3 separate regions of the Mus musculus genome follow, and all the other regions are linked to region 2. Evidence: chromatin loops called from intact Hi-C (ENCODE). Cell type or tissue: left cerebral cortex. All regions are shown on one strand. Links, peaks and the distances in the headings refer to the core of each region. The heading gives the core; the rest is flanking DNA.

Evidence for each region. Hi-C counts contacts between places; a loop is a spot of excess contacts. Peaks named below come from ENCODE experiments on the same cell type or tissue, not always from the same donor. Only the 100,000 strongest peaks of a DNase experiment are listed, where the experiment ranks them.
Region 1: it touches region 2 in a loop (5-fold over the local background); 26 of 42 quality-filtered maps call a loop at or near these places.
Region 3: a loop joins it to region 2, with 5 times the contacts of the local background. A loop is called at or near these places in 33 of 42 quality-filtered maps.

What each region holds. Positions count from the first base shown.
Region 1 is chr3:57,261,672-57,272,157 of GRCm38, reverse strand. It overlaps the pseudogene Gm18660. Among named protein-coding and RNA genes, the nearest start is that of Tm4sf1, 35 kb to the left of the region's middle. In left cerebral cortex, for the core only: a CTCF peak has its summit at 4,416 (motif pointing left); a DNase peak (open chromatin) is centred at 4,410.
Region 2 is chr3:57,619,199-57,629,684 of GRCm38, reverse strand. It overlaps Gm26671 (a long non-coding RNA gene), which reads left to right and starts at 2,328. Exons shown (of 6, transcript XR_867303.3): 1 at 2,328-2,458; 2 at 2,545-2,649; 3 at 3,879-3,981; 4 at 6,805-7,029; 5 at 7,973-8,164. In left cerebral cortex, for the core only: a CTCF peak has its summit at 3,798 (motif pointing right); DNase peaks (open chromatin) are centred at 3,829 and 4,168; H3K4me3 peaks cover 479 bases.
Region 3 is chr3:57,461,356-57,471,841 of GRCm38, reverse strand. It overlaps Wwtr1 (WW domain containing transcription regulator 1), which reads left to right. Exons shown (of 7, transcript NM_133784.3): 5 at 8,278-8,399; 6 at 9,211-9,323. Among named protein-coding and RNA genes, the nearest start is that of Tm4sf4, 41 kb to the right of the region's middle. In left cerebral cortex, for the core only: a CTCF peak has its summit at 5,369; a DNase peak (open chromatin) is centred at 5,364.

The DNA.
Region 1 (10,486 bases), core at 2,148-7,147, 360 kb after region 2:
AAAATTTGCTGGCACAGAGATCTCATTACATTAAGGGCTGAATAACAAGGTACCTTGATACTAGTATTTCAAACACAAAATCAAGAAAAAGTTTCAGACTGGAATGTAGTTAAATGGATTCAGAAGTTGAACAATTTGGGATACAGGAGTACAGCTATATAGTAAAGATGCTGTATAGTGACATGCACATATAGCTGAGGCCTTGGTCACCCTGGAGATACTGTTATAATATTCTGTGCAAAAGAAGGGGTGAAATTATCTGCAACTAAAAACATTAAGTTTTCACAAATAAGTAATATTGATAAAGAGGTAGAAATTATTACCCTGGACATGAAGGACCCAGTTCAGCTAACTTTTGAACTGATTTTTTTTTTTAAAAAAATCATTCCATTGTATCATATAGTAACACTTAGAATTGGGGTAAACTGTGTGAAGCTGTGTCTCTGTCATTCCTCATCCACCTAATTCATTCTCTGGTTGGCTTTAATAAAGATCTAATGGTTAATCAGCTGGGAAGGAAATGGAAGGTAGGACTTCTTGGGAGGAAGAAAGGAACACTGTGAAGGAGAATAAGAAAGGCCCTTTTGGTAGGAGAGATGAGAGGAGACAGATATGGTTATGGGCCTGGAAGGCATAGGTAGACATGGGATGGGACAAGGTGGTCTGGTTAACTTAGATAAGCTAGTTGAGAATCTGACCAGCTAAGGCCTAAGCTTTGAACTATTAAAAGGTTTCTGTGTGGTTATTTGGGGAGCTTGCTGGTTAAGGAGTAACTGCTGCCATATTAATTTCCACCTAATTAATATATATCATTGAAAAACTTAGTATGTTTGCTGATGTAACTCTTATTGTAAATTATAAAATATGGCGGACACAGGAAATATAAATTGCTGTTTAGCCCCCAAGTTCAATGATGAAGGATCTTAGGCATTGACAGAACCTGAGAAAATGGGGCTTTTAAGGTAGCAGCATGTTCTGAAATCTTTTATATCACCATGAGAATATAGATACTGTTTGTAAGTAACCAATTTAATTTGCGTACCCTGGTGCAAATTACTATTTGAGCATTTAAAAAATATTTCCTGGATATTTGAGTGTGTTTTCTTTTGGAAAGTGCCAGCTGATTTTATCAGTCCACTTGTTATTTTGTTGTTGGGTATGTGATAAGTTAGATTAGCTGAGAAAACCAAACATACATAGGCTAGAAAGCTCCCTTTTAAACTTACTTTTGTTAAATCCCAATGTTTTTTAGATGTTGTGATTTAATGTTTGTCTCAAGCTTTCCATCTTGCTTTCTTATTAGACCTATTGGTTACTCAGGAATGTATCATTTAACTTCCTCATCTCAGTATTTCCAGTGGTCAACAGGGGGCAACATGTGGGTAGAAGCATTTCCAGTGGTTAACAGGGGCAACCTGTGGGTAGAAGCAGTTGTGTGCACAGAGACAGGAGGTACATGCAGACTGAGCTGCTCAGTTTTGCTCTGAACTTGAAGCAGTTGAAAAAACAAGTTTCAACATTTTTTTTTTTTCAAGACAGGGTTTCTCTGTGTAGCCCTGGCTGTCCTGGAACTCACTTTGTAGATCAGGCTGGCCTCGAACTCAGAAATCTGCCTGCCTCTGTCTCTCAAGTGCTGGAATTTCGAGGCCAGCCTCGTCTACAAAGTGAGTTCCAGGACAGCCAGGGCTACAAAGAGAAATCCTGTCTCGAAAAACAACAACAACAACAACAACACAAAAAAGGAAAAAAAAAAAAAGAAAAAGAAAAAGGAAAAAAAAAAGGAAAAGAAAGAACAAGTTTCTACTCTATCCAAGCAATTGCCAAGGCTGAGAATTATTCTCTACTTCTGTACAGTGTCACCCTTACAAACCGTGATTCTTGGACTCAGATGACATCACCAACTAACTTGCAATGGATGGCAGGTCACAGTTATCAATCAAAAACACCAAGCATTTTAAAAGGTATTTGGGTTGATCTGACCAGCTCTTTTCTTTTTCTTTTTTTTTTATTTCATTTTTTTATTAGATTTTTTTTCATTTACACTTCAAATGCTATCCTGAAAGTCCCCTATACCCTCCCCCTGCCCTGCTCCCCAACCCACCCACTCCCATTTCCTGGCACTGGCATTCCCCTGTACTGGAGCATATGATCTTCGCAAGACCAAGGGCCTCTCCTCCCATTGATGGCTGACTAGGCCATCCTCTGCTACATATGCAACTAGAGACACAGTTCTGGGGGGTACTGTTAGTTCATATTGTTGATCCCTCATAGGGTTGCCGACCCCTTTAGCTCCTTGGGTATTTTCTCTAGCTCCTTCTTTAGGGGCCCTGTGTTCCATCCAATAGATGACTGTGAGCATCCACTTCTGTATTTGCCAGTCACTGGCATAGCTTCAAAAGAGATAGCTATATCAGTGACCAGCTCTTTTCAGCTGTGATCCAGTGGCTTCGGCATGCCTCATCCAGTCAAGAGATTGAAAAGCTCCTTGGATGATTCTATTAGACAGAATAATAGCCACCAGAAAGGATGAATTCTTGAAACATGCAGGTCAAGTTCTTCAGTCTTGCACACGTGGCAAATGCCGTGAGTCTTTCCCAGTAGTCGCTTCCAATGTGCCTGGACACAATTTTAGCACCCTTTTCTAGTCATCTTGTTTGTCAGGCACTGGTAATAGACCAGAGTCACCACTGAGTCTACTTTGGTATCATTCTGTCCTAATCAGTCAGTCTTGTTAGATCTGACTCCGACCCCCCAGCACACCTCATTTCTGCCACCACCATCATGACTTGACATTTTTATAGGACAGCCCTTCAAGCCATCTACTTCAGGACAGCTGTAGAGGCTTCTGGTGCTGCCGTGAGTTCATTCATGTTATGCTTACAGTCTTCAGATCTCAAGAACTTTCAAACATTAACTCATTTGTTTGGGAATGTCTGGTCTTATGAGGACTAATGAGCTAGTGCTTACACAAGCTGTAGTGTTCCCAAGATGAACACATCGTGTCAACTATACACTTCACATTTCAGGGCCTCTGAGAACTTGGAGGAGTTGGCTGCTTTTTAAAAAATGGCTTTGCTATGACTCTCCAATAAGGCCCAGGTTCAGGCCCAGCCATGCTGCTGATCTTTAGAAAGGGAGCAAGGAATGGGACAAGAAATGAGGAGGTGATGCACATGGGACTCAGCCGTTGTTCCTGTCTAGTTTTGTTACCTTAAGCAAGTCCCTTGTGTCACTCAGCTTCTCTTTCCTTGTTTGTCCATGGGAATGGTAATGTCTGCCTGAGATAATGTATGTGAGAATCTGGTCAAAAGCAGACAGTGCTGTGTTAAGAAGCTGAGAGGTGCTTCTGGCTGATTTTGAAACCCATGTATGTGTGTGCATGTTTACATGACAACAGGGTGGGGGAGATGGGGAGTGTATACCTGATTAGAAAGCCTGTCTGAGCCAGGAACCTCACACTGTACTGTCCAGACCTCACTGGGCTCTGTATCCTCATGTTCTCTTGACTGAAGTCCAGCCAAGAACCCCACCTACATGCTTTCTTTTTGCCCTCTCTGTTTCCTTCCCCATCAGCCCTCCATGTCCAGGTCCAGAATTTCTGAGTCTGTGCCAGGTCCTGCCCTGCACACTGACCACCCTCCAGGCCCAGGCCCAGCTAGAAGGCAGCATCTATGTCTCTTCATGAGTCTGTCCCTCCTGAGACACTAAAGGACAGTGCCTTAGTCCTGGATTTCCCAGGCTCTAGAACAGAGAAAAAATTATTGTCATTTATAAATTACACAGTGGGTAGTATTTTGTTACGTTGTATAAATGGGCTAAGATTACAAGACTAACTCACCATGGCCCTGGGGTTAGTGTATTTTGAGTGTTCTGGCATGAGCGTAAGCACATTTTAATGGGTAAAAGGAGAGGCCATTATGATTTGCACGTACCTAGGATCTAATGGAATGCTAGAGTATAAGCCCCAAATAAAATTAAAAGGGAAAAGGATATTGAGGCAAAGCAATACAAGGATGTCATAAGTAGCCTTCATGAGAACCCCATATATGATGGAGAAACATGAAAAATATAGAAGAGAGCAGAGCATTCTGTAACCACTATCATTTAAATTCACTGGTCCCTATCGAAGAGGTATATGTGTTCCGTGGTAGAAAGCAAACACCATAGTTAATACCTAGGGGCCTGCATTATCCACACCCCCCACCCCACCCCTTTCCAGTTTCCTCTCTGCCTCTAGACTATTCTTGGCCGTTCTAGCATGGCAGTCTCTCCAGAAATGGGGGTTCAAAACAATATCATTAAGAGCCTTGACTATAGAAGGGAGCTCTGTTTCCCAGTAAGGGTCCCTATAGTGACTCTCTGTGAAGGAAGCATTTTTAGAAAAATAAACAGGCTTTCGACAGTGACACCATGTGGCCGACAGGAGTAATGACAGCAGTGGGCTGCCGGTCCCTTCCCTAGAGCTGAGAATGATAGCTTGAACTTGAGATGGGCACCTGGAGAGGAAGGCACTTGCCTTCCTGATACTGAAGGGAGTAGGTATGACAGACAGTGATGCTTTTCAGTTTTGTATCTGAAGTTCTTGGACCAGTTCCCATTTCTTAGATTCAATCTAAAGTAAACTTTATAAATTGGCTTTCGTTACATTCTTAAAACTTGGTAACCAAATAATACTGATTTTTGTAGATTCGCCCGAGCCTCTGACTTTTGCTTCATGCTAAGAGCATTATCTCAGCTTCATTTTTTCTATCACTGCATGTATGCTAATTAGTTTTGTTTAAAATAAAAGAAATATGGAAGAGTGAGAAGACCAACAACTGAAATATCAAGAAAAATTATGCAGTGATTATAGCATCTCTGATACATTTCAGATAAAACACCAGTGGTTTTTGGTAACCATTTGATTAAAAAATTTTCAGTTATCATCTATCAACTATTTGTCTATCTATCTATCACCTATCTATAATCTATTTATTTATGTGTATAAGTATTTTGCATAAGTGTATGTATGCACATGGATGCTTGGTACCCACAGAGCTCAGAAGAGGTGTCTCATTCTCTGCAACTGGACTTAGGAGAGGTTGTGAGCCACTATGTGAGAGCTGGGAATCAAACTCACATCTTCTGCAAGATCAACAATTTCTTTTTTCTTATTATTGAATATTTTATCTATCTACATTTCAAATGTTATCCCCTTTCCCAATCCCCCCAGAAACCCCTTATCCCATCCCCCTTCCTCCTGCTTTTATGAGGGTGTGCCCCCACCCACCCACCCACTTCTGGCTCCCCACCTTTGCATTTCCTTGCACTAGGGCATCGGGCTTTCACAGAACCAAGGGCCTCTCCTCCCATTGATGCTTGTCAACTTCTCTTAACTGCTGAGCCATCTTCCTAAACCCACCACTTCGTGTTTAAGGGAAAGTTATTCACCTCACTTATCATGAATTTTTAATTGATAAAATATTTAATTTATTCTAGGTCCAGTCTTAATTTCTTGAAGCATTTATTATTACACGAGAATATGGGTGTATAAATTAGTCAACGTGATATTGTTTATGTGGCTTAGCATAAGAGCCCTGCTAGAAACCAGGGCATGTTCAGGGCATGACTGTGTCTACAATGTGTACAGTAGAAAGCATCGTGTCCATGCAGATAGCTACTCACCCAGAAAGAATCTCAGTGCACTTAGAAGAGGGGCTAGGAGGGGGTCTGAGCCAGCATCATCTGCCACTCCTGATCTTGAATGCATAACGGTATAGACAAATGACAACCCTATTAGATCAGTAATTTACACATGTGAATGAGATGTCAGAGACTAGGTCTGTCAGATTTTAAAGTTAAGACAACTTAGTTTGTTTTAATCATTTATTTATTTATTTACACTCCAGATCTAACCCCCCCTCCTCCATTCACCCTCCGACTGTTCCACATTCCTTATCTCCTCCCCACCCCTCTGTCTCCACGAGGATGTCCCATCCCCAACCCCACCCCAACCAGACTTCTAAGCTCCCTAGGTCCTCCAGTCTCTGTAGGGTTAGTTATATCTTCTCTGACTGAACCTAGACTTGGCAGTCCTCTGTTGTATATGTGTTGGGGGCCTCATATCAGCTGGTGCATGCTGCCTGGTTGGTGGTCCAGTGTTTGAGAGATCTTGGAGGTCCAGGTTAATTGAGACTGCTGGTCTTCCTACAGGGTTGTCCCCCTCCTCAGCTTCTTCCAGCCTTTCTCCAATTCAACCACCTGGGTCAGCAGTTTCTGTTGTTGGTTGGATGCAAATATCTGCATCTGACTCTTTCAGATTACAAATATCTGCTTGTTGGGTCTTCTAAAGGGCAGTCCTGATAGGTCCCATTTTGTGAGGACTCCATAGCCTCAGTAATAGTGTCAGGGCTTGGGACCTCTTCTTGAGCTGGATCCTACTTCAGACCTGTCCCTGGACCTTCTTCTCCCCAGGCTCCTCTCCATTTCCATCCCTGCAGTTCTTTCAGACAGGAACAATTATGGGTCAGAGTTTTGACCATGGAATGACAACCCCCTTCCTCACTTGTTGCTCTGTCTTCCTGCTGGAGGTGGGCTGTATAAGATCCCTCTCTCTACTGTCAGGCATTTCATTTAAGGTCCCTCCCTTTGGGTCCTGAGAGTCTCTCACCTTCCAAATCTCTGATGAATTCTGGAGGGTGGCTCCCAGCCTCCTACCTCCCGAGGTTGCCTGTTACATTCTTTCTGCTGGCCCTTAGGGCTTCAGTCCTTTTCCCTTATCTAATAGCAGATTAGGTTCCCCTCTCCCATCCCTCCTCCCCTGCTGTCTACTTTCCCTCCCAGGTCCCTCTCTTCCTCCCTACTCGTGATTGTTTTCTTCTTCCTCCCAAGTGAGACTGAAGTGTCCTTACTTGGGCCCTTCAGCTTGTTGACCTTTTTGAGTTCTGTGGACTTTATCTTGGGTATTCTGTACTTATTTATTTATTTTGGTTAATATCCACTTATTAGTGAGTGCACACCATGTGCTTTGGGGTCTGAGTTAACTCACTCAGGATGATATTTTCTAGTTCCATTCATTTGCCTGCAAAACTCAGGATGTCCTCATTCTTAATAGCTGAGTAGTATCCCATTGTGAAAATGAACCACATTTTCTGTATCCATTCTTCTCTTGTGGGGCATCTGGGTTGTTTCCAGCTTCTGGCTATCACAAACAAGGCTGGTATGAATACAGTGGAACACATGCCTCTGTGGCATGGTGGGGCATCTTTTGGGTATATTCCCAAGAGTGGTATTGCTGGATATCCAAGTAGATCTATTTTCAATTTTCTGAGAAACCTCCAGATTGATTTCCAGAGTGGTTGTAGCAGTTTGCAATCCCACTAGCAATGGAGGAGGATTCCTCTTTCTCCACATCCTCTCCAACGTGTGTTGTCACCTAATGATTTGATCTTAGCCATTTTGACTGGTGTAAGATCAATGAAATCTCAGAGTCACTTTGATTTTCATTTCTCTGATCATAAGGACTTTGAACATTTCTTTGGGTGCTTCTCAGTCATTCAAGATTTCTCTGTTGTGAATTCTTGGTTTAGTTCTATACCCCATTTTTTGATTATTATTATTATTATTATTTTTGGTGGTTAGCTTCTTGAGTTCTTTATATATTTTGGATATTAGCCCTCTATCAGATGTGGGGTTAGTGAAGATTTTTTCCCAATCTGTACGTTGATGATTTGTCTTATTGACTATGTCCTTTGCCTTACAGAAGCTTTCCAGTTTCATGAGGTACCATTTATCAATTCTTGATCTTAGAGCATGAGTCATTGTAGTTCTGTTTAGGAAGTTTCCCCCTGTGCCAATGAGTTCAAGGATCTTTCCCACTTTCTTTTCTATTAGACTCTGTGTATCTGGTTTTATGTTGAGGTGCTTGATCTATTTGGACTTGAGTTTTGTGCAAGGTGACAAATATGGGTCTATTTTCATTTTTCTACATGCAGACAGCCAGTTAGACCAGCACCATTTATGGAAGATGATTTCTTTTTTCCATTGTATGTTTTTGGCTTCTTTGTTGAAGATCAAATGTCTGTAAGTGTGTGGTTTTATTTCTGGATCTTCAATACTATTACATTGATCAAGGTGTCTGTCTCTCTACCAATACCATGCAGTTTTTAATCACTATTGCTCTATAGTAAAGCTTGAGGTCAGGGATGGTGATTCCTCTAATCATTCTTTTATTGTTAAGAATTGTTTTCACTATTCTTGGATTTATGCATTTCCAGATGAATTTGAGAATTGCTTTTTCCATGTCTTTGAAGAATTATGTTGGGATTTTGGTGGGAATTGCATTGAATGTGTAGATTGCCTTTGGTAGATGGCCATTTTTACTGTATTATTTCTACCAATCTATGACCATGGGAGATCTCTCTCTATTTTTTGAGATCTTCTTTGATTTCTTTCTTGAGAGACTTAAAGTTATTGTCATACAGATCTTTCACTTCTTTGGTTAGAGTTATCCCAAGATATTTTATATTATTTGTGGCTATTGTGAAGGGAGTTATTTCCCTAATTTCTTTCTCAGTCTGTTCATCATTTGTATAAACGAAGGCTACTGCTTTATTTGAGTTAATTTTATATCCGGTCACTTTGCTGAAGTTGTTTATCAGCTGGAGAAGTTCTCTGGTAGAATTTTTGGGGTTGTTCATGTATACTATCATATCGTCTTCAAATAGTGATATCTTTATTTCTTCTTTGCCACTTTGTATCTCCTTGATCTTGTTTTGTTTTCTTATTGTTCTAGCTAGCACTTCAAGTATTATATTGAATAGATATGGGGAGAGTGGGCATCCTTGTCTTGTTCCTGATTTTAGTGGGATTGCTTCAATTATGTCTCCATTTAATTTATTATTGGCTGTTGCTTTGTTGAAAATTGCTTTTATTATATTTAGGTATGGGCCTTAAATTCTTGATCTCTCCAATATTTTTAACATGAAGGGATGTTTTATTTTGTCAAATGCTTTTTCTGCATCTAAGAAGATGATCATATGATTTTTCTTTTTTGAGTTTGTTTGTATCGTGGATTACATTAACAGATTTTCATATATTGGACCAAGTTTGCATCCCTGCGATGAAGCCTACTTGATCATGATTGATGATGGATTTGATGTGTTCTTGGATTTGGTTTGCAAGAATTCTATTGAGTATTTTTGCATCAATATTCATAAGCAAGATTGGTTTGAAGTTCTCTTTTTCGATTGGGTCCTTGTGTAGTTTAGGTATGTTGGACCTTCATTTTCATTAAATTCTAAAAAGTCTTTAATTTCTTTCTTTCTTTTTTTCCCTGATCAAGTTATCACTAAGTAGAGAGTTGTTCAGTTTCCACATGTTTGTGGGTTTTTTGTTGTTATTGAAGATCAGCCTTAGGCTACAGTGATCTGATAGAATGGATGGGATTATTTCAATCTTGTATTAGATAAGGGTTATTTTGTGACCAATTATACGGTCAATTCTGGAGAAGGTATCATGAGGTGTGAGAAGAAGGTGTATTCATTTTTTTTTAGGGTGAAATGTTCTGTAGATATCTGTTAAACCCATTGGGTTCATAACCTCTATTAGTTTCACTGTGTCTATATTTAGTTTCTGTTTCAGTGACCTGTCTATTGGTGAAAGTGGGGTGTTGAAATCTCCTACTATTATTGTGTGAGGTTCAATGTGTGTTTGAGCTTTAGTAAAGTTTCTTTTATGAATGTGGGTGCCCTGGCACTTGGGGCATAGATGTTCAGAATTAAGACTTTGTCTTGGTGGAGTTTCCCTTTGATGAATATGAAGTGTCCTTCTTCATCACGTTTGATAACTTTTGGTTGAGTCTATTTTATTGGATATTAGTATGGCAACTCCAGCTTGTTTCCTGGGACCATTTGCTTGGAAGACCTTTTTCCATCCTTTATGCTGAGATAGTGTCTGTCTTTGTCATTGAGGTTTATTTCTTGCATGCAGCAAAATGTTGTATCTTGTTTGTGTATCCAGTCTGTTAGTTTATATCTTTTTATAGGTGAGTTGAATCCATTAATATTGAGAGATATTAAAGAGAAATGACTGTTGGTTCCTGGTATGTTTGATTTTGTAGGTGACTTCATGTGCTTGTGGGTCTCTCCTTTTGACTTTGTTGTGAGATCCTTAAAATCTTGTCATTTCTTTGGTGTAGGTACCTTCTTTGTGTTGGAGTTTTCCTTCTAGGATCCTCTGTAGGGCTGGATTGGTAGATAGATACTGTTTGAATTTGGTTTTGTCCTGGAATACTTTTTCTTCCTCTTTGTTGATTGAGAGTTTTTCTGTGTTCAGTAGCCTGGGCTGGCATTTGTGTTCTCTTAGAGTCTGCATAACCTCTGACCAGGCTCTTCTGGCTTTCATAGTTTCTGTTGAGAAGTCTGGTGTAATTCTGATAGGTCTACCTTTGTATGTTACTTGGCCCTTTTCCCTTGCAGCTTTTATTACTCTTTTTTTGTTCTGTGCA
Region 2 (10,486 bases), core at 1,789-6,788:
AATTAAGTGGAGAGGCTGGAGAGATAGCTCAGTGTATGAGAACTTTCTCTTTCAGAGGGTTTCAGTTCAGTTCCTAGAACCCACATGCTGCTCACAACCATCTGTAACTCCCCTTTTAAGGGAACTAACACCCCCTTCTCCTAATCTCTTCAGACTCATATATACATGCAGGTAGAAAACACATACGCATAAAATTTTAAAAAATCTAAAAATTAAATTTTAAAGACAATATCAGCAGTATACAAAGGCAACACAGAATGGCAGGCTGTATTTGTTATGGTGTTCCTGATCCCTGGGGAAAGACTCAATCAAATTATAATGAAAATTTAACCAGGCCTGGTGGCACAAACCTTTAATCCAGTCACTCAGAAGGCAGAGGCAGGCAGATCTCTGTGAGTCCCAGGACAGCCAGGGCTGTTAGACAGGGCTGTTAGACCCTGTCTCAAAAATAATAATAATTTAGAGATTTATTCATTACTGCTAGCAGGACAACAATCTCTGAGACAAACTTGAAATTGCCATGCCAAAAGGGGTGAGGGGAGGATTTTTAAGGGGAAACTCACAAGAATACCTTGAGTATCTACACAAGCAATCCAGGAGCTATTCTGCTCTGCCAAGATTAGATAGTCAGGCTACCTCACAATAGTCCTTGAATGTCTGCATAAGCAGGTTACAGAAGCCAAAAATGCAGTTAGTCATATCATAAGAAGTAGATGGTCCCAGGTGTACATGTCTGGATGAAGGTCACTGAGTAAAGGTTAACTTATCTTCCAGGCACAGCTAGTAGGTGTTTGTCTCTGACTCCAACATAGATGCCTAGAATAAAAAGTTTCTTTAGTCATCACACATTTGTGAGTCACATGTTTGACAAAAAAATAAAAAAATAAACAGAACATACAAAGAATTCTGTAACTCAATAACAAAAACACCAGCATTCTTACTCAAAGGTAGTCAGTCATGGGATTTGAATTTCTCCAAAGAAGATCTACAAATGGCCAGTAGGCATATGAAAATATGCTTAAGGTCACTAATCATTCAGGAAATCCGGGTCAAAAGTCCCATGAAAAGAACAGCAGGGTAGCACATGCCTTTAAACCCAGCACCGGAGAGGCAGAGAGGCAGAGAGGCAGAGAGGCAGAGAGGCAGAGAGGCAGAGAGAGACAGAGAGGCAGAGGCAGAGAGGCAGAGAGAGACAGAGAGGCAGAGAGGCAGAGAGGCAGAGGCAGAGAGACAGGCAGAGGCAGAGGCAGAGAGGCAGAGAGAGGCAGAGAGGCAGAGAGAGGCAGAGAGGCAGAGAGGCAGAGAGGCAGAGAGGCAGAGAGGCAGAGAGGCAGAGAGGCAGAGAGGCAGAGAGAGGCAGAGAGGCAGAGAGGCAGAGAGGCAGAGAGGCAGAGAGGCAGAGAGGCAGAGAGAGGCAGAGAGGCAGAGAGGCAGAGAGGCAGAGAGGCAGAGGCAGAGAGACAGGCAGAGGCAGAGGCAGAGAGGCAGAGAGAGGCAGAGAGACAGAGAGGCAGAGGCAGAGAGGCAGAGAGGCAGAGAGGCAGAGAGAGACAGAGAGGCAGAGGCAGAGAGGCAGAGAGGCAGAGAGGCAGAGAGGCAGAGGCAGTCCTATCTCTGTGACTCAGAGGCTAGCCTGGTCTATACAGGAAATTCCAGGTCAGCCAGGGCTACTTAGTAAAACACTGTTTCCAGTAACAAAAACAAGAACACAAATAAAATACCATTTGATACCTGTTGGAACATTACCATCAAAACAATAGAAAAGAAGAATTAGTGAGGATGTGGAGACATTGGAACCCCTGTGGCCTCACAGAAGGAATATAAGCAATACAGCTCCTGAGTGACAAGTTAGCCGTTCTCAAAAATCAGAAACAGATTGCTATGTGATGATGGCGTGCTGGTTTTAGATGTTTGCCCCCAGATATTTGAAAGTGAGGTCTTGAAGTATTGGTCCACTATGATCCATAGTTGCATTATTCACATAGCTATTTACTTCTTCATTTTCATGGAAGCAAGCCTCCATCAACAGGTGAGTGGGAACCATATGCTTACAATAGAACAGTGGTTCTCAAAGTTCCTAATGCTTCAACCTCTTAATACAGTTCCTCATGGATTATGGTAACACCCGACAATAAAATTGTTTTATTGCTACTTCATAACTGTAATTTTGCTACTGTTATGAATCATAATGTAAACATCTGATATGGGACTCCTGTGAAAGGGTCCTTCAAAGGGGTCATGACCCACAGGTTGAGAACCACTGCAATGGACCATTATTCAACTTTAAGAAAGCTCTGGAGTATGCTACAAAAGAGTTAAATCCTGAGGCTGTGGTGCTATGGTGAGATAAGCCACTCATAATGCTGTATGATTCTACTTACTAGCCAAAGGCGTGGAGACACAAAGTAAGAGTGGTCTCTGCACCGCTGGGGAGAGCAATGGAGAGTTGGTTTAATAGGTGAGTGGTTTCACTTTTGCAAGATGAAAGGGAGCTGTAGATGGATGGTGGTGATAGCTCACAGTATCGCGTACTTAATTCCACAGCGCTGTGCGTTTAAAGAGGGCGAAGATGATGCAATTCAGAAACTACCGGGGAGCCAGGTACAGCGGCACAAGCCTGTATGTAACCCCAGCAGTTCAGAGGCTAAGGTAGGAAGACGTCAAGTTCACGGATAACCTGGAGTACACAGGGAGAGCTTGGAAGAGGTGTGTGGGGAAGAGAAAGAAAAGGAGAGAGAGAGAGAGAGAGAGAGAGAGAGAGAGAGAGAGAGAGAGAGAGAGAAGAAGAAGAAGAAGGAGGAGGAGGAGGAGGAGGAGGAGGAGGAGGAGGAGGTAGGAGGAGGAGGAGGAGGAGAGGGAAAAGAGGGAAAAGAGAGGAGAGGGGAGGGGAGGGGAGGGGAGGAGAGGAGAGGAGAGGAGACAAGAGACTGAGAAACACAGAGTTTGTTGGGGGGGGGGGCGTAGAACCTGTAGCTATATGGCTAAGTGGCTACTTATGATCCCTACCCCACTACGCTGCCCACCCCTGCGTGTTTGCCCTTCCCTTTCTCAATTCTCATGTTCTAGTCCGTATTCCTATACAGTCATGCTTTTAGGAGACTGAAAATTCCAAGTTGAGAGCCGAGTGTGGTGGTGCAGGCTTCTGATCCCAGTTCAAGGCCAACCTGGTGTGCTCGGAGAATTCCAGGCCAGTCAAAGCTACACAGGGAGACCCTGTTTCAAAGTAAATAAATAAAATAAAATAAAATTCCAAGTTGAATGTAGTGATTATGAGGGGAAAAAAAGAGAGAAAAGAAAAAAGTCACCAGTCAACCACTGCCAAAGCCTTTTTAGTTTTGATTATCCTACAGACCCCTCGATAGCCGGGGCCTGGTAACTTTATCATGTCCACACAGGGACAATGAGAGAACAGAATGATTATTTTCTGACATATTTGGGTTAATATTTCAGTAGTTAAAACCATTTCCTTAATAGGTAGTCTGGGGGCATAATTTTATGTGAATCCTAGCCTTAATGACATGGCGATTTTTTTTTTTTAATTTCAAAATTGGGGATGTTTCTACACGGTGGTTTGAAACCTAAGAAAAAGGAATGTGCCAAAGTATTGTTTGTGACTTAGAAAATGTCTGATTTCACAAGCTATTATTGACCTGTCTTTAAGGTTTACGTACATGCCTTTCCAGATGTATGAAGTTTTATTTCTGTACTTCAGCTGACGGTATTTTCATTATCCCCTTTCCATACATAATCAGGCAATTACAGCCTCACAGTTAGCTTTCCTCTTGTCCTTCGCTCCTTAAACACCAGAGGGCGCACGTCCTTAAGTATCACTTTGTGGGACCTTTCACTCCAAAATTTGTCTTCTGGATTTGTTCCAGAACCAACTTGAGGGAACACTTAACTGGGCCATTGCTAACGACCCAAAGCCTTTCCTGGTGGCTGCCTTAACTCATCGCTGGACCCTAGGGACAGAGAGTTAAGGTCAGTCGGGAGAAAGCCCCTCTTTATCAATCAAACTTAAACAGCGTAGTCCTTAACAGAGGTAAGAGATCAGCCCAGCATCTGTTCTTGCTGATTTTTCTTTGTGTTCGGCTAAATACAGAGCGTCTTCAAAGCTAACGAAGCAAGCTGGAACGACGCTGCGTGCAAAAGAAAAGGAGCAGAGCGGCATGTAATTACAAAGTGCTCAGGGTGGGGGACGTTAACAAGCCCACGCTCCTGCCAAATCGGCGAGTCAGTAATCTGCAAGTGGTATTACTAAGAGCACTGTTTTATTCTAAAAGAATGTTTCAGTGTGTGTGTGTGTGTGTGTGTGTGTGTGTGTGTGTGTAGAAAGGTCAGAGACTACCTTGTAGAAGCTGGTTCTCCTACCGTTCGGGACCTAGGGAATCAAACCAGGGATTAAGAATCGATAACAAGTGCCCTTCTGTACTCCCTGAGCCATTTTATATGTTTATTATTATGAATGAAATTATCACATTTATTCTTATCATTTCAAAGTTGATCATATCTAATAAAATATTTTATTATCTATGCCTGTTAATATTTGTGGAGTGATCCTAAAATATACATTCAACACCACTTAGCAATCATTGTTCCCTTATAAAATGTTATGCCTACTTATAAAGATATTGAATTAAAAACAAAAAACAGAGGCTAGCCAAATGGCTCAGCCAGTAAGATTCCCTGCTGCCAGGGCTTAAAACCTGAATTCAATCCAGGAGCCCAGACTGAAAGAAGGAAAGTGAGTCACAAAAGTTGTCCCCCGACCTCCACCTAAGTGCAGTGTGGCACCTATGTACCTACCTATACACATCAATCACACATCACACACACACACACACACACACACACACACACACACACAAAACATGTAATTCAAAAAAAAAGAAGAAGAAAGAAAGAAAGAAAGAAAGAAAGAAAGGAAGGAAGGAACAAAAAAGGAAAGAAATAGCAAGGCATAACACATGCCTTTCTTTAGTCCTAGCACTTAGGAGACAGAGAGGCATGTGGGTCTCTATGAGTTCAAAGCCAGCCTGATCTACATAGTGTGTTCCAGGACAGCCAGAGCTACATAGTGAGACCTGTCTTAAAAAACAAAACAAAACATAAAACAAGTAAATTATCTAGGAGGAAATATCAAAGTACAAATACATAGGCATAGTCTCTAATGCCAAGTAAGAGTATTTGTTATTCTCCTTTGATTCAGAACTTGTAGGATTCCCTGACCTCCAAGGTGCCGAGGATCAAACCCAGAGCCATCATGGGGGCTTAGAAAGCACACTAGGGACAAATGCTTTTTATCTATTCCTTTGTTTTTTTATTTTGTTTCCTTCCTTCTTTTTCTTTCTTTCTTTCTTTCTTTCTTTCTTTCTTTCTTTCTTTCTTTCTTTCTTTCTTTCTTTCTTCCTTCCTTCCTTCCTTTCTTTCTTTCTTTCTTTCTTTCTTTCTTTCTTTCTTTCTTTCTTTCTTTTTCTTCTGATACAAGGCCTCACTAGGTAGCTTCGGCTCTCCTGGAACTTGCCATATAGACCAGATTGACCTTTAACTCACAGAGATCTACACCAGGTGGGGTTGGTTGGTTGTTTTTGTTTTTTTTTAAAGACAGAGTCTTTCAACATAGTCCTGCCTGTCCTGAAACTCACTATGCAGATGCTTGGCTTGAGTGTTATATTTTTTTGTTTCTTTGACAACTGTGGTTAAATCTAGTTGCGGGAGTATTTAGGCTTCAGAGGATCAGAATAACTTCTGCATTCGACACAAATAATCTTCAATGTTTAGAGTTTTTAATGTTCAGAATTTTGTCAACTGTTTGTAAACAAACTTGGGAATGATTTTCATAGGAGGGCAGCATTATAGAGGATGGCACTGTGCCACAGTTATCATTTAAACACAAGGAAGCATTACATCAGAGTCGGGTATGGTGACCCATGCCTGTACTCTCCGCGTGGGGAGCCCAGGCAACAAAGACACAAAGTGAAGCAGAATGAGGTCTCATTAAAAGGTCCCCTCTGGGACTCCTAGCACTGTATTGCTATCTTTGCTGGTTTTATGATTGGTACAACAGGAAAATAATTAGCATGTGTGCATCATGTTACTAACCATTGTACGTTAGAAACATCTGAGGTACCATGTTCCTGATTTTTTTTAAGTACAACTGCTACAGAAATCTGCTCAATAGATTTAAAAATCCAAGATACTCACCAATTTAGGAGACAATGCAGGAATTGCGTTTTGTTTCGTTTAGAATTGACATAGGCAATTCCAAAGTTTTAGTGTATGTGTGAATTTATTTTTAAGTCAAGTAGCTAAAAAAATATTAAGGAGTACTGGATACACGTTATATGATGAATTTCACCTCTCCAACTCCACCCCACCTGGAAATCAAAGTCCTTCTCATTTCTCAATATTAACATCCCTAACTAGCGACATCTTTAGTACAAAAGCAGGTAGAAAAGTACCTACTTTCTCTAGTTTGCTTTTCGTTGCTGTGATAAACACCAGGACCAAAAGCAACTTGGAGGAGAAAGTTCATTTGGCTCACAGTTTCATATCACAGCCCATCTTTGGGTAAAGTCAGGGCAAGAACGTAAGGCAGGAACCTGAGCAAAAACCAAGGAGGCTCATTGCTTTCAGGCTTCTGTGCAGGTTTCTATTTTATAGCACTCTGGCCCACCTGACTGTTGTACTTCCCACAATGGGCTGCCCCCCCCCCCACATTAACTAACTATAAAGTAAAGGCCCCACAGAGAGGCCACCAGTTTGAGTGAAGGCAACTCTTTAGTTGATGTTCCCTTTCCCCAGGTGTGACAACCAAGACTAACCATCGGTTTACCACAGATATGTGAAATCTGTTGGAGAGGCGTTGTGAGTGGGAGACACAGCCTTTGGCATCAGGCATCCGTCCTTCTTGCTCATTTACAGCGTGATCTTGATTGAGCCTCAAGCAAATTTTGTAACTTGCCTGGGTCCCTTTGAAGTCGTTGTGATGATATTTACCTCTGGGAATGATTTCCAGACATCAATGAGGTATCATTTGTATTATACTCAAGTTACTGTTTCCTTCTTCGTAGTAAACTGGATAAATGTGCAATAACTCCTTTTATCATAATGATTTAGAGTTCCAGGTTAGCACTGGTGTAGAACTGATGATCAACAATAACTAAGATGACTTCAGAGAATGTTCAATATTATATGAGAAGTAAAGCAAATATAACATAGAAACAATGAGGAGTAATTGAGGTTGGACAGGCAAAGAGTGGCCATCTCAGGAAAGCCGGAGACCTGCGCAATGAGCCATTTAAGTATCTGAAGCAGGATAAAGATGCCCAGGTCTTGTTGACAGAACCAGAGCTGGAATGTGGTGATGGGGATAGGGGTAGATGAGGAAAGGGGCGTAAGCTGATGGCTACCTTGAGGACTGGGTCTCCAGTTTTCTTGGCCTTAACTTCTTGTATCCCTGAAAGAGCCGAGTTCAAACAGGACACAGCAAACAGAGCACGCAGTCCGAGTCTAAATTTAACCAACACGGAAACAGCAACACACTCTTTAGAATAAGAGCAGTTTTATATTCCTTTCTCTGTCCTGCCTCAGGGTGGACACTTCCAGGTAGGAGCACGTTCTTAGAAGCCCATTTACTCAGAATTAGACAAACTATACATACAACGTGCGAGTATATGTTTAAGCCATAAATTAATAAGAGCCGTAAGCGTCTCTGTTTTTGACATTTTCACAGGGGGAAAAGGAATCAGGCACACGTACGTTCGTGCTTTCCTGGCAGGTAAAATCTGAAACCAATTCAAAATAACCAAGCTAGAATCACCCACTCCCAAGTGTGCTTTGTTGTTGTATGGTTTTGTTTGGTTTTTTTGTTTGTTTTGTTTTGTTGAGAATTTATTTGATCTTCCCTTCCCAGAGCTGCCTTTCTGCCTAATAACCCACAGACCATGGTTAAGTTCCTAATTTTCTACAGGAATTTTACAATCAAGATACATGCTTACCCAGCGGACTGATGACTGATGCTTTAAAGAATTCCTCGGACCACATGTGGAGACACGGAAGGTGACAGAATAGTCTGAAGCATGCACACTGCCTAGGGAGGCGCATCAACACTCCAGCTAAGAGATGCTAATGGCTACTACTGCACAGAGGTATCATACAGAAGGTGAGAAATGGATGCCTGATAGAACAGTAGAAGCAGCGTTCAGGTGACTCGCTGAAGAGTTAGAGACAGAACAGGAAGAAAGGGAAGAATCAAAACCAGCTCCCAGGTTTTGCCCCGTGTCTTGGGCAGCTTAGTGCCCCCATTTCTCCAATGGTACAGCTTGAATACTTCAAAGTAAAAATAGTTGGCTAGAGGCTTTCTCTACGTGAGGTTATAAATGAGGCAGTCTGAACAAGATAAAATAGATTCTATTCAAAACAGCAAAAGAGTTTCCAAAGCCCCTGAAGTAAATGAAAGAATACTGTGGTGCTTTAAATGAAATATCCATAATACTTTCTGAAATTGGAATACTTGGTCCCTAGTTGATGATGCTGTTTGGGCGGGTTTAGGAGGCATATGACCTTGCTGAGGGAAGTATGTCACCAAGAGCGGGCACTCCCAGTGCACTCTTTGCCTACTTCCTGCTTCTGGCTTAAAATGGAAGCCCTCGTCCTCAGCCTGCTCACTGTCATGCTTCCCCACACAGTGATGGACTTTTCTCTAGAACTATAAGCCCGCCACGTATGTTCTTTTTCCTGAAAGTTTCAGGTGTTTTTTTCAGATAACTTAAAAGAGCAGAGGAAAAAAAAAAACAGGCAACATGGAAGTAAGATGAACAAACTCATAGTTAATGGGGCGTGGCACGAATCGGGATGGCTGGACCTCTCAAACCTCTGCCATGATTGTGGGGTTTGGTAAGATTCCTCCGGAAGACAGGTCAGCACTGGAAAGAAACCCTGTTCCCATTTCTCATGTTTCTCATGTTGTAAGACTTGCGGAGCAGTGACTGGTGCCATTTTGAGAGATAATCCACTTTTAAAAACTGAGTTCCTTTAGGAACCCAAGCTCAGAGAATGTCCGTTTGGCTGCCCCGGCTGCAGGATGAGGCAGCCAGCCATGGTGGAATGCAACACTGGACAACAAGGAGCCAAAGGCGTGGCAGCAGGAGGCTTGGATCAGACAGAGATAAGAGAAGGGAAGGATTACCCAACTTCCTTGGCCTGGGAGGTATCTCATCTACTTAAGGCTGGAGTTTAAAGCTCTGAGCCTTAGCCTTGAGGAAGGGGAGGGGTTCACACACTGAAACCACCCATTTATCCTTCACTGTGAGAAAGCCAGAGAATGATGCAGCGCTGTGGGAAATTGATACCCACCCAGCTGCATCCTTCCAGCAAGGTGCACCAACCAGAACACAGAAACACATAAACACCATGAAAAGTGACACTATGCAACTCCTCCGGAGGTCATGCCACCCCAACCACTAGATTTGAGGGCACTGAAAGAAGTAAAATCAAAAAAGCTTGATAAAGATAGCCAAAGCTTGCCAGTGAAGACGGCCAACCAGGTCAAAGCAGATAAAAACAAGCAGACTGACTTAGTTTCTTTCTATTGCTGCGATAAACATTATGACCAAAAGCATGGGGAAAGGCAAGGATTTAATTCATAGTCCATATAAAAGGAAAATCCTGGCAGGAACCAAGAGGTGGGAACTGAAATTGAAGATAGAGAGAATGCTATGCCTAGTTTCTAATACCAGCCGTGATCTGGAGTGGCACCACCCATAGGGGGCAGACTCTCCCATAGTGATCATTTATCAAGACTGATCCCAAAGACTTATGTACACACAGGTCGATGTGATGGAGATATTTCCTCAAGTGAAAATTTCTATTCCCAGATAACATCGGCTTGTATCAGGTTAAGAGAAAAGTAAAATAAAAAAGCTATTCAGCACACAGATGAACTAAAATCAGGATGTGGAGAGGAAAGTCAACAGCAAAAAATGAGTCAGGGGGCCTATAAGATGGGTAAAGGCACTTGCTACCAAGCTTAACACATTGAATTCAGTCCCTGAGAACTACATGATACATAGAACTGACTCTTGAAAGTTGTCCTCTAACCTGAACACATGTGGTGTAACATGCATACTCATATGAGTACAGCATATATATAATAACTAAATATATTTTTACAAAGTCAGTAATATAAATGGAAAAAGTCAAGATCGTGGAAGAAGATTGAGATATTTACAAAATTGAGATATTTACAAAATACAAATGTTGGAAATAAAAAACTCAGTGGGGGCTGAAGAGACAGCTCACTAGTTAAGAACACTCACTGCACCAGGTAGTGGTGGTGAATGCATTTAATCCCTGCACTCGGGATGCAGAGGCAGATGGATCTCTGAGTTTGAGGCCAGCCTGGTCTACAGTGTTCCAAGACAGCCAGGGCCACACAGAGAAAACAAACCAACCAAACAAACAAAAAAATCTCAGAAGAATACTC
Region 3 (10,486 bases), core at 2,505-7,504, 160 kb after region 2:
TTGTTTTAAACTGGAGGCTTATTTTGTACTAAGGAAAATGAGATCACAGAGGCATGAGGAAGTATTCCATTTCAAAAAATCTACTTTACATTTTTGTTTAAGTCAGAAGTATATCTACATTTTTCCTTCCTTCAAGTGATTCTTAGGCGATAACAGGCTTTGGATAATAATTACAGACTCAACAAATGTTTCCTCCAAAGTATCAGAGTTTCGAATCTGCACTTTTCTAGAGCCAGTCTGGCAGCTGAGTGTGTGCGAGGTGTTTCAAAGAGACACTCCAGGAAATGTGGCAGTGAATTTCTAGAATCGATTGGTACAGGCTTTCAACAAAAGAGATTGACACCAGATCCCCCCCCACCCCCCCTCTTCCCAGGCAGTCTGCCTCTGCAGTCTCCGTGGCTTTGAGAAAGAAAGAGTGAGCTGCACCTCTGCACTGAAATAGCCGCTTTAACGGTGGGATTTTAAAATACCGCTTTCATTTCATTTGTTTCTACTCGCCCCACCCTTCATAATTAAAACAATTCGGTCTTCCATTTTTGTAGAATCCCGGCTACACACTTAAATCAAGCTGAGCACCCTCAGAAGAGGTTATTATCATTCAGTTAGCTCCCTTTGAAGTACATTCCAGCCGAGGCAGGAGCTGGCTGGTGGGAGGTGCCCTGCGAGCCAAAAACACTCACTCGGAGCCAGGCCCCGCTCTCCATTGCCTTTTACTTTCTAGCTTCTTCTGTTGATTTATTCCACAGAGCTGCAGGCCAGTGGGGGAACTAGAGGGGAGGAAGCTTCCAGAACTTCTTAACTCACAAATTGTCTCTGCCTTTCATTATCCTCTGCGTCCACCGCACAGCTTCTCAGCCCTAGGAGGGTGCCTTTTGAATCCATAAATGACGTTTGGTTTTGTTGTTTAAGGGAGCTAACAGATTACCAGTAACTCACTCCAAAGACTCTGTTTTACAAAGGGTTTCCATTCCCAGCTTGTATGTGAAGAAATGTTGGGGGCAGGAGGAGGGAGGGCTGCAGCTTTTCAGAACTTTCTGAGACTGGCCTTTAAAACCGAACCTTAAAACTTTGCTAAATGTGGTGTGAATTCCCGGGATACTAGCTCCACCCATATACATCGAAAAGGATCATAAAACATTTCCAATCCCATCTTCCTCCCGGCTCGGGGAGGAAAAACTGTGCTCAGTGCTGTTGAATAGGCTGGTTCGTTAAGTTCTCTTCTAAACAAGCTGAATGAGGTCATGGGGTTGGTATTTCCATTTTATAGCTGGGAAAACAGGATCAGAGAAATGAAGTAACTTGCCCAAGTTTCATCTCCAGTAGTAGGTGAAAGGGTTTGAATTTGAGGCCTGCCAACTTCAGTCCTCACTGCCTTCTCCCTGGTACTGTCTGTGGAAATTACCGGAATAGCCTCAGAGGTCAAACTGCCTGGATTTAGACACTGGCTCCACCTGCTGTTAGCTACAGGGCTCTGGGAAAACCACTTAACTCTCTCTGGCCCTGTTTCCTCATCAGTAAACTAAGTTAATGGAGTCCTGTGTTCAGGCTTCACATGTTTTTTTTGCAAAGTCTAGTCAAGTCTCTTTGCCTCGCAAATCTTTCTGTGCCGTCCATGACACCTTCTATTGTTTGTCTCACTGTGTTCTTTGATCTATGTCCAACAAGATGCTTCATAAAGCATCTTAAATGAACTGTCAAGGATTTAGTCCAAGGGGCTGCAGAGATGTTTAAGAGCACTGACTGCTTGTCCAAAGACCCAGAGTTCAGACCTCAGTACTCACATGGTAGTTTAAAACCAGCTCTTATGCTAGTTCCAAGGGGGTCCCCCATCTTCTTTTTTGAATAGCTTAGGCACTGCACACATTTGGTGAACAAACATACCTGCAGGCAAACAAACAACCCCCCCAACCCATACATGTAAAAATAAATAAATAGCATTTTTTAAATTAAAATTTTTAAAGATTTATTTATTTATTATATGTAAGTACACTATAGCTGTGTTCAGACACCCCAGAAGAGGGCGTCAGATCTCATTACAGATGATTGTGAGCCACCATGTGGTTGCTGGGATTTGAACTCAGGACCTTCGGAAGAGCAGTCAGTGCTCTTAACTGCTGAGCCATCTCTCCAGCTTTAAATTAAAAAAATAATTTAAAAAAAGAATTTAGTTTAAAATTTCACAGCTCTATTGTAACTGACCTGGGATTTGAACTCTTGTGATTTTAAAGTCCTCTTCTCTGCATTGCATCACTGCTTTCTGTTATGCCAAGCTCAGGACAGGTTCAACAGCATCCTTAACTACTTCTTGAGAATTCCACTGGCAAATAGCCCACAGAACTGAGAAGTAGCCAGTACCTTACCTGATTACAACTAGAAATTTCTTCATTCTGTCTGCCACAAATCTGTGACTGGAGGGATCTTGTAGTTCACTAGTAGCTTAAGAGCCATTGCGAGGCCTTTGAGTTTTGTGATATCCTGACTCCTCGAAGACCCGATATTCTCCAGTGGTCATGCTCATGCATTGTGTGGCTTGGTGAAAGCACTGATAGACCTGCCCAACGCCTGACACACGGCTTGATGGCATGGCAGGGAAGTCAGCTGGAGTAATTGCAGAAGTAATGATGTTCCTGGAGATGGATGTAAGACCAGAGAACAGCAATATAGGGGTTAGATGAACATCCTAATGCCTGTCCATTGTCTATTCTTTGTGATTGTCTGTCTAGAATCTTGTAATTGGTGTTTTTCTATTCTAGCTAGTCTGTGTAAAAGACACACAATCCTGGTATTTTATTTACAAGCTATAGGCCTAGATTGGGCAGGTTTGGTGCTATTTTAACTTACATCACTGTGGCTGTATAACCTAAATACTAAAGCTGGGTAAGATGTGTTTGGAGGAAGAGAGACCTGAAGTACTGAGATGTGGAGAAATCAGAGGCCTGTTTTAGACAGGGCTTGTGGTGCCCTGTGAATAGACCACAATAGTTAGCCTTTCTGTTGCCGTGATAAAATACCTGAAGCAGCTTGAAGGAGAAAAGAGTGTCTTACCAGCTACAGTCCATCCTTTAAGGAAGAAGCCAAGGCTGGAGGAGCCCAAAGCAAGAACCGAGGCAAGAACCATGGAGGAATGTTCTCCACTAGGCCGCTCAGCTTGCACTCCCACATCTGTCATCAATCAAGAAAGTGCCCCACAGGTCTGCCCACAGGCCAGTCTTACAGATGCAAGCTTCTCTTCCCAGGTGACTCTAGTTTGTGTAGGATGACGTAAACTAACCAGCACACCTGCCAAGACGAGAGAGGATGATAATTAGTTTTGAGCACTCTTCATGGTTGAGGTAAAGGTGGATGATTGCCCTTTTGCTTATAGAAGGGCTTCAGCTATCAGGTGACAGTCAAAAGCATTCTGATCTAGACTTTAATTACCCAGTTTTGATAAGGACATACTGGGGAGGTTGGTCCTTTATTTTTAGCCTTTGGTATTGTCCCCCACCCCCCAAATTTGTGGGCAGATATGGGGATTTTTTTTTTAACCTTTCAAAACAGGACTGTCTTACTTGGGTTTCTGTTGCTATGATAAAACACCATGACAAAAGAGCAACCTGGGAAGGATGGGCTTTATTCCATCTTATATTTATCCCATCACCTGCGGGAGGGCAGGGCAGGGCAGGGCAGGAACCTACAGGCAGGAGCCTGGCCTGTAAGAATGTGTTGTCTGGCTTACTCAGTCAGCCTGCTTTCTTGTATAACCTAAGACCTCCTACCTAGGGTAGTCCTGCCCTGCCCTCAGTGAGCTAGGCTGTCCTCCCACCAAGAAAATGCTCCAAAGACTCTCCTGTCAGCTATCTGATGGAGGCACTTTCTCAACTGAGATTCCTCTTTCCAGATGACTTTAACGTGTGTCAACTTGACAAAATAAAAACAAAACACAACAGTGGGAAACCAGGCAGGTAGAATTTTAAAAGTTCTAAATGTAGAACTATTATATTATAAAATACAACTCTCACCACTCTATAGTTAAACCTAATTTTAGGCAGTGTAAGTTTTCTTAGCCTTGTGATGAATTTTCACATTCTGATTTAATCTTTCAAAGGTGAAAGGTGACTAGGAGGAAACTCTTAGGTATCAAAGTGGATCTATTCCACACAACACTGAGGGATACTTTTAAAGTTATCTGCTTACACACTTATTTTTGTAGTTCTGGGGATGGAACCCATGGTTTTCCTTGTACCTCTTAGGCAAGTCCTTTACTGCCAGTGTCTTTATTTTGTCTTTAACCTGTGTTTTTGAGATTGGTATGTAGAACACAAGGTGAGGTGACATTAGATATCGATGCAGTGACTTCTGGAGCAAGCTCTGTTCTGAGCATCTTTGTCATAACAGCAGCATTTTGCACATGTGGTGTTATTATTCCCCCGCTGTGAGGTGGTAGGGGACAAAATTGTGAAATACCTCAATGGGACACAGCAAGGCCAGAATTCACATCCAAGTATTTGGTGCTGCTGTTTCTGTTACTGGCCACTTAGCACCGTGCATCTTATGTTAGGGACAGTGGAGGAGGATTCAGGTGAACTGTTAACTAGGCAGCGTGTGTACTAATTTGTGGTTGAAGGTGTGATTTTTTTCCTTTTATTTCTCATTTTGTTATCACCAGCATATTTTTTAAATGTTTCTATTTGAATAAATACTATTTCTTATTTACTTACTCAGAATGTATTTTATGGGTATCTACTACTACATACTTAACATGGTTACAGGTAGTGGGTGTGTAGGCATGAACATGGTGAATAAGATCCCTTCCTTCATGGGTCATTCATTGGGGAGGACAGATAAAACCCAAGTTGCTGTGAAGAAAATAGGTGCAGGTTAAAAGACAGACAGTCATGGGTGGTGGGAGGTGACCTTTTAGATAGGGGCAGGGAGGAGTGTCTTGATACCTGGCATTTGTAGGTTAGTAACTAAGGGAAATGGGCTTCGGTGGGACGTGTGTTCCAGACAGAGGGAATAATTGTATGGATTCAGGAGCTGGAAGCAATGTTAAAGCCAGACACTAAGATTGGGAGACTGTATCAGAGCCAGGCTGGGATGGTTTTTTGGCCACTGGGCTACAGGCAAGATGTGACTCCACTATCCATCCTGGTAGGGTAGGAAGCAGAGGTCTTCCTTATATTTAGCTGTTCTTTGGAATGGTCTGTGACCCAAGAATAATCGTACAATAATCTTAAACAAGTCATTCCATTGCATTGTTAATAATAAATGGTCCGATTTATTTACTTTTTTAATGCTGTTAGGGTTAAAAGAGCCCTCTGCAGTCTCTTGCATTTTGTTAGTTACTTGAAGAAGGTAGAAACATGATCCAGTGAGACCCCTACAGACAGGATATAGCATTTCCTCTTTTGGTGACTTGGAGACTGGTGTAACTAGTTAGGACCCAATGATGAAGAATGGGATAGCACTTCTCTTGGATTTAAAATGTGGAAAAGCAGTGAGCATCTCCCATCCGCATTCTACAGGTTCTTACCCTTTGTTATATAGTCTTTATTTATTTTTTCTTGGTTAGCATACAAAGAAATGGATTTCATCCTGACATTTTCATACATATATATTATGCTTATTTACCCCTCACTACACTCTGACATCTTTCTACTCACCCTCTCGATTGTAACCTCCTTCCTTCCAAGAAGTTCCCTTTCCTGCTTTTAAGAAAGTTTTTACTTTATCTTTTATTTAGTGCATGTGTGAGCACACTTGTGCCATAGTACACATGTGGCGATCAGAGGGCAACTTTCAGGAGCTGATTTCTCTCCACTTGGTTAATAGGAAATGCAGCTATTCTTGGAGGGAGGGAGGGAGGGAGGGAGGGGAGGAGGGAGGGAGAGAGAGAGAGAGAGAGAGAGAGAGAGAGAGAGAGAGAATATGAGAATGAATATGTGTGTGCACTATTAGATAGTGAGGCTATTAGCCAAAGGATTCTTGTATTTGCTAGAATATAAATCACTGACCAGTTGTTTTCATGCCAAGAGGTTCAGCATATGTGAGTGCTTGTAAGAGTTTGTGGTAGTCTCAAGTTTACTCACCCCAGGTTCAAGCTTTGCCTTCTGCAGGAGACTTTCAGGAAAGCCTTATTGGATAGTTTCCAATCTCCATTTGTTTTCCCCTTCCCTTCTCCCTCTTGCTCTGGCCTCGCTTGCTCTGGCCCATAGGTTTTTTTTTATTTGTTTCTCATTACAGATGGTTGTGAGCCACCACATGATTGCTGGGATTTGACCTCATGATCAACAAAAGAGTAGTCAGTGCTCTTAACCACTGAGCCATCTCACTAGCCCTCAAATCTCCATTTTTAACTTGCTTTTTTGTGTATTATTGAATGAAATGCATTCTCATTACTTGCGTCAAGATAAACAGAAGGACCAGGGGCCCTTTCTTGCCAGTTATTTTATTCCTCCTCATATCAACAGTGTAGTTTCTTAACAGACCTTTCATGGTTTGTAACTTATACCACCATAGTAAGTACTAGTAATGGTACAGTGAACACAAGAACTTTTACCAGCTAGAACAAGAGTTTTCTAGCTGGTAACTTCATTGTCTAAACAGCAATACTTTAACCTTCATGTTGCATGTAGCTTTTGCTACTCCGCCTATGCTCTGGGAATGCGCTGAGCTACCAGCCCCTGCCCAGTTTCCCTCGAATCCATGGATAAAAAACATGGATACACACAGTTGTTCAAGTCCCCCTTGCCTTTTTGGCACAATTGCTGGGTGCTACTTGTCTCCTGCCTGGAGAAGCATGTCTTTATCAATACTCTTAGCTCTGCACCTCTCCACCTGCCCTCAACTTTAGTTGCTCTGTTACATCTGGTCCCAGCTAAATACTCCCAACCACCGGCCTGTAGGAGCAGCCCATGGCCACTGCATCCGAGATCTCACAAGGCTGGTCACCTTTTCTCCCTCAGAAGCATAGTGAACACTCCCCCCAGGCCCAATCCTTTGTGTCTGTCTGCTTGCCTCCAGGGACCCAGAAGTTCTGCCTGTTCCTTCTGCCCAGCAATTGGCCCATGACTTCATTACTGACAGATCAAGAACCAATTGGGGAACAGGACCTTAGCATCAGAACCATCCCTATACCATCACATGAAGAGATCTAACCAACATCCTAGAACTCATATAGCCAGAATGTTCTCTTTCATGGTTTATGAATTTTAAGGGTATGAGATCAATGACATCCATTTGGAAATTGTAGAAGTGTGGCCAGGGCCCGTCCTTGGTTTTGGATGTAAGCGTAAGCATATGAGAATATTCTTCCCTGGAGATAGCTATCAACTTGAAAGGGGTCTGACACCTGGTCATCTCTAGCTGGAGTGTACCGCTGCAGTCAAGTTCATAACATTTTGGACTGATTCTTCATGGTTTTAATGCTAGCTTAAAAATTTTAAATCTATAATCCACCAAACATCTAATTGTCTATGGGATCTCCAGTTTTCTCCAATTTTCAGCCATTCTAATCAACTCAACATTATCATTATTCTGTGTGTATGTCAGTAAGTATGTTGTGTGTATGTAAGTATGGGCATACTTGTGCCAAGCCTTGTATGTAGAGGCTAGGGGACAATTTTGTGGAGTCAGTTCTCCCCTTCTACCCTTATGTGTGCCTGGAGATTTAATTCAAGTTGCTAGGCTTATACAGTAAGCACCTTTAACCATGGAGCCATCTCAACACATACATTCATGATGTAACATGCGTATGTAGGTCAGAGAGCAACTATTTTCTTAAAGCAAACTTTAAAACTGGTTGTATTGTTCATGTGGTGATTAACACCAACTGCTAAGTGTAAATTCATGTAGAACCTGGATTCTAAACCTTCCATTTACACTAGCATGTAAATGGGAGAGACCAGATTCGCATGCTAGTCCAGAGGAGTCCAGTTACTTTGACTGTTTTTAGATTTAGTCTGAGACTCTAGAGCAAAACTGACTTGTCAGTGAGAAAGTATCTTGAGTGGCTATGGTATGGCTTGTGTATCTTAACAACTCCATGGGCAGGTGCATGTTTTTCAGAGTAAGTTCCCAGAGGTCCAGTGTCCCCTTAGGTTCAGTTAGCTGGGAGTAGAAGAGAAGGACATGCCTTGAAGACTGTGGAAGAAGGACACTAATCTAGTGACTTTGATCTACTGAAATATATATAAAGTGTTTTGTGTTTGGTGAGCAGTTTTCCCATGAAGTATATTATGATGCAACCCTTTGTGGCAATTGAGTAACTCTCTTTCCCCTCTGACTCTTGTATAGGAAGCTGCCCTCTGCCGACAGCTCCCCATGGAAACCGAGACCATGGCCCCTGTCAACACGCCTGCCATGAGCACAGATATGAGATCTGTCACCAACAGTAGCTCAGATCCTTTCCTCAATGGGTAAGTTTACACTGGGGACCACTGACTTTTGCTTTCTTCCCCATGGTTTAGACTGTAATGGGGTGTTTGTTTACACTGTGGAAAGGCAGGGAGCTTTGGGGATGGGGAGAGAGTTGGGGGCGGATGACAGAATAAAGGAAAACGTAGTCACATGTCATGGAATATATCCTTCAGTGATTTGTACGTGAGACTGAACTTCACATTTAAACAGGACAGTGCTATTTGGTAATCACTTGCAAGAATCTTGAAATTCTTTCGAGTAAGAGTGCAGTTAAAAGCATGTCATGGTACACAATACAAGAAAATTCACGGGTATTTTTGGTGAAAGGAAAACTTCCTTCTTTCCTCAGAAGCAGCCACTCTGCAGAAAGTGGTGTGTTTCTGTCACAGTGAACTTTGCTATTTTTCTGGATCCCCTTTGCCCAGCCTCTTGAGTGTTGAGATTATAGACATGGACCACCACGAGTGGTTATATACAGAGTTCTTTTACCATGACTGTTCGTATCTATGAGCATAATTCAGCACTATTTTCTGGTTTTTAAAATATTTACATAGATATTATCTATATGTAGAATAGAGTCCAAGTGGTTATTTTGAGTCAGTAAGGAAACCCCTGCCCTTGTATGGTGAGTGGCCAGTTTTAGTGCATAGAATTGATTGGTTTTGGTAAGATCAGGTTATGTTTCAAAATGAAAAGGGCCACGTAATTTTCTCCCTTTCACTGATTGAGTTCTGTGACTGTGTTTTAATTTTGAACTTTATTGAGTAGACTCACATTGAGGTCTCCTTTATTTATTTTTATTTTCTGCAGAGGGCCCTATCATTCACGGGAGCAGAGCACAGACAGTGGCCTGGGGTTAGGGTGCTACAGTGTCCCCACAACTCCAGAAGACTTCCTCAGCAACATGGACGAGATGGATACAGGTGGGCACGCAGCCTTCCACTGTCTGTAGTGTTTTCATTTTCACATTGTCCCCTTGATTTTGGCAATCCTAAAATCCAATGGGAAACACAAGCCTTCAACATAAACTAAAATTCCACTCAGTCTGCTATTACTAAATATAGACCTTTCAGAGTTTGTGCAAATATGATTTCACATAGATGTGAGATTTTAAGACCCACCCCCATCCTTTTTAGTATTTCCCTTTCCTCAGAATTATACATAACTGCAGTGAGGTGACTGTGCTGTACCCTCTTTTTGGTTGTAATGAACAGTCCACTCTTTTTACTGGGAAATAATACTCTTTTTGGTTCTCCAGGCATGCTGATATTTTCATGTTACTCACTAGTTTTAGAAGGGATTGACAGTGGTCATTTAGAAAATCAATAACTCAGAGGATCCTGTTCTAACATAATATCCCACTTCAGCCATTTACAAGAAGACAACAAGCTTGACTTTTCTAGTCCCCAGCCTGTGCATCCTATAGAGTAGACCATGTCCAAACAACAAAATAGTCTCTTAAGGAAGTTTGCACTTTGGTGTTGGGACACAGATTTTCTTCTTCCTTCCTTCCTCCCTCCTTCTCTCCCTCCTTCTCTCCCTCCCCCTTCCTTCCTTTTAATTTTGATACAGGGTCTCTCTATGTACCTCTGGCTGTGCTGAAACTTGGTATATAGACCAGGTTGACCTTGAACTTCAAGGATCCACCTGCCTCTGCCTCCCGAAAAGAGCACTAATAGCAATTAAAGGCATGGACCACCACGCTTGGCTTTCATGTAGTAGTAGCCAAGCCAAAACTAAATGACAGCTTGAGTATATGCTCTCTGTAAATACTTTTGCAAGTTTCCCTTCTATTATTATTCATGACAGAAAAGCGGTTGTTGTATTGTGTTCAGCATTTGATGCTCTTCTAAAAGACCCAGGTTCAGTAAGCAGCATCTACATGTGACTTACAACTCTCTGCAACACCAGTTCCAGGGTATACAACACCCTCTTCTAACCTTTGTAGGCACCAAACATTCAGGAGTTACACTGACATTTATGCATGCAAAACACTCATACACGTGTAGTAGTTCTGACAAAAAATAAGAGATTGTCTCCCGAATCATTGGTTTGCAGTAGCTCAAGCTTAGCATACTCTGTGCAT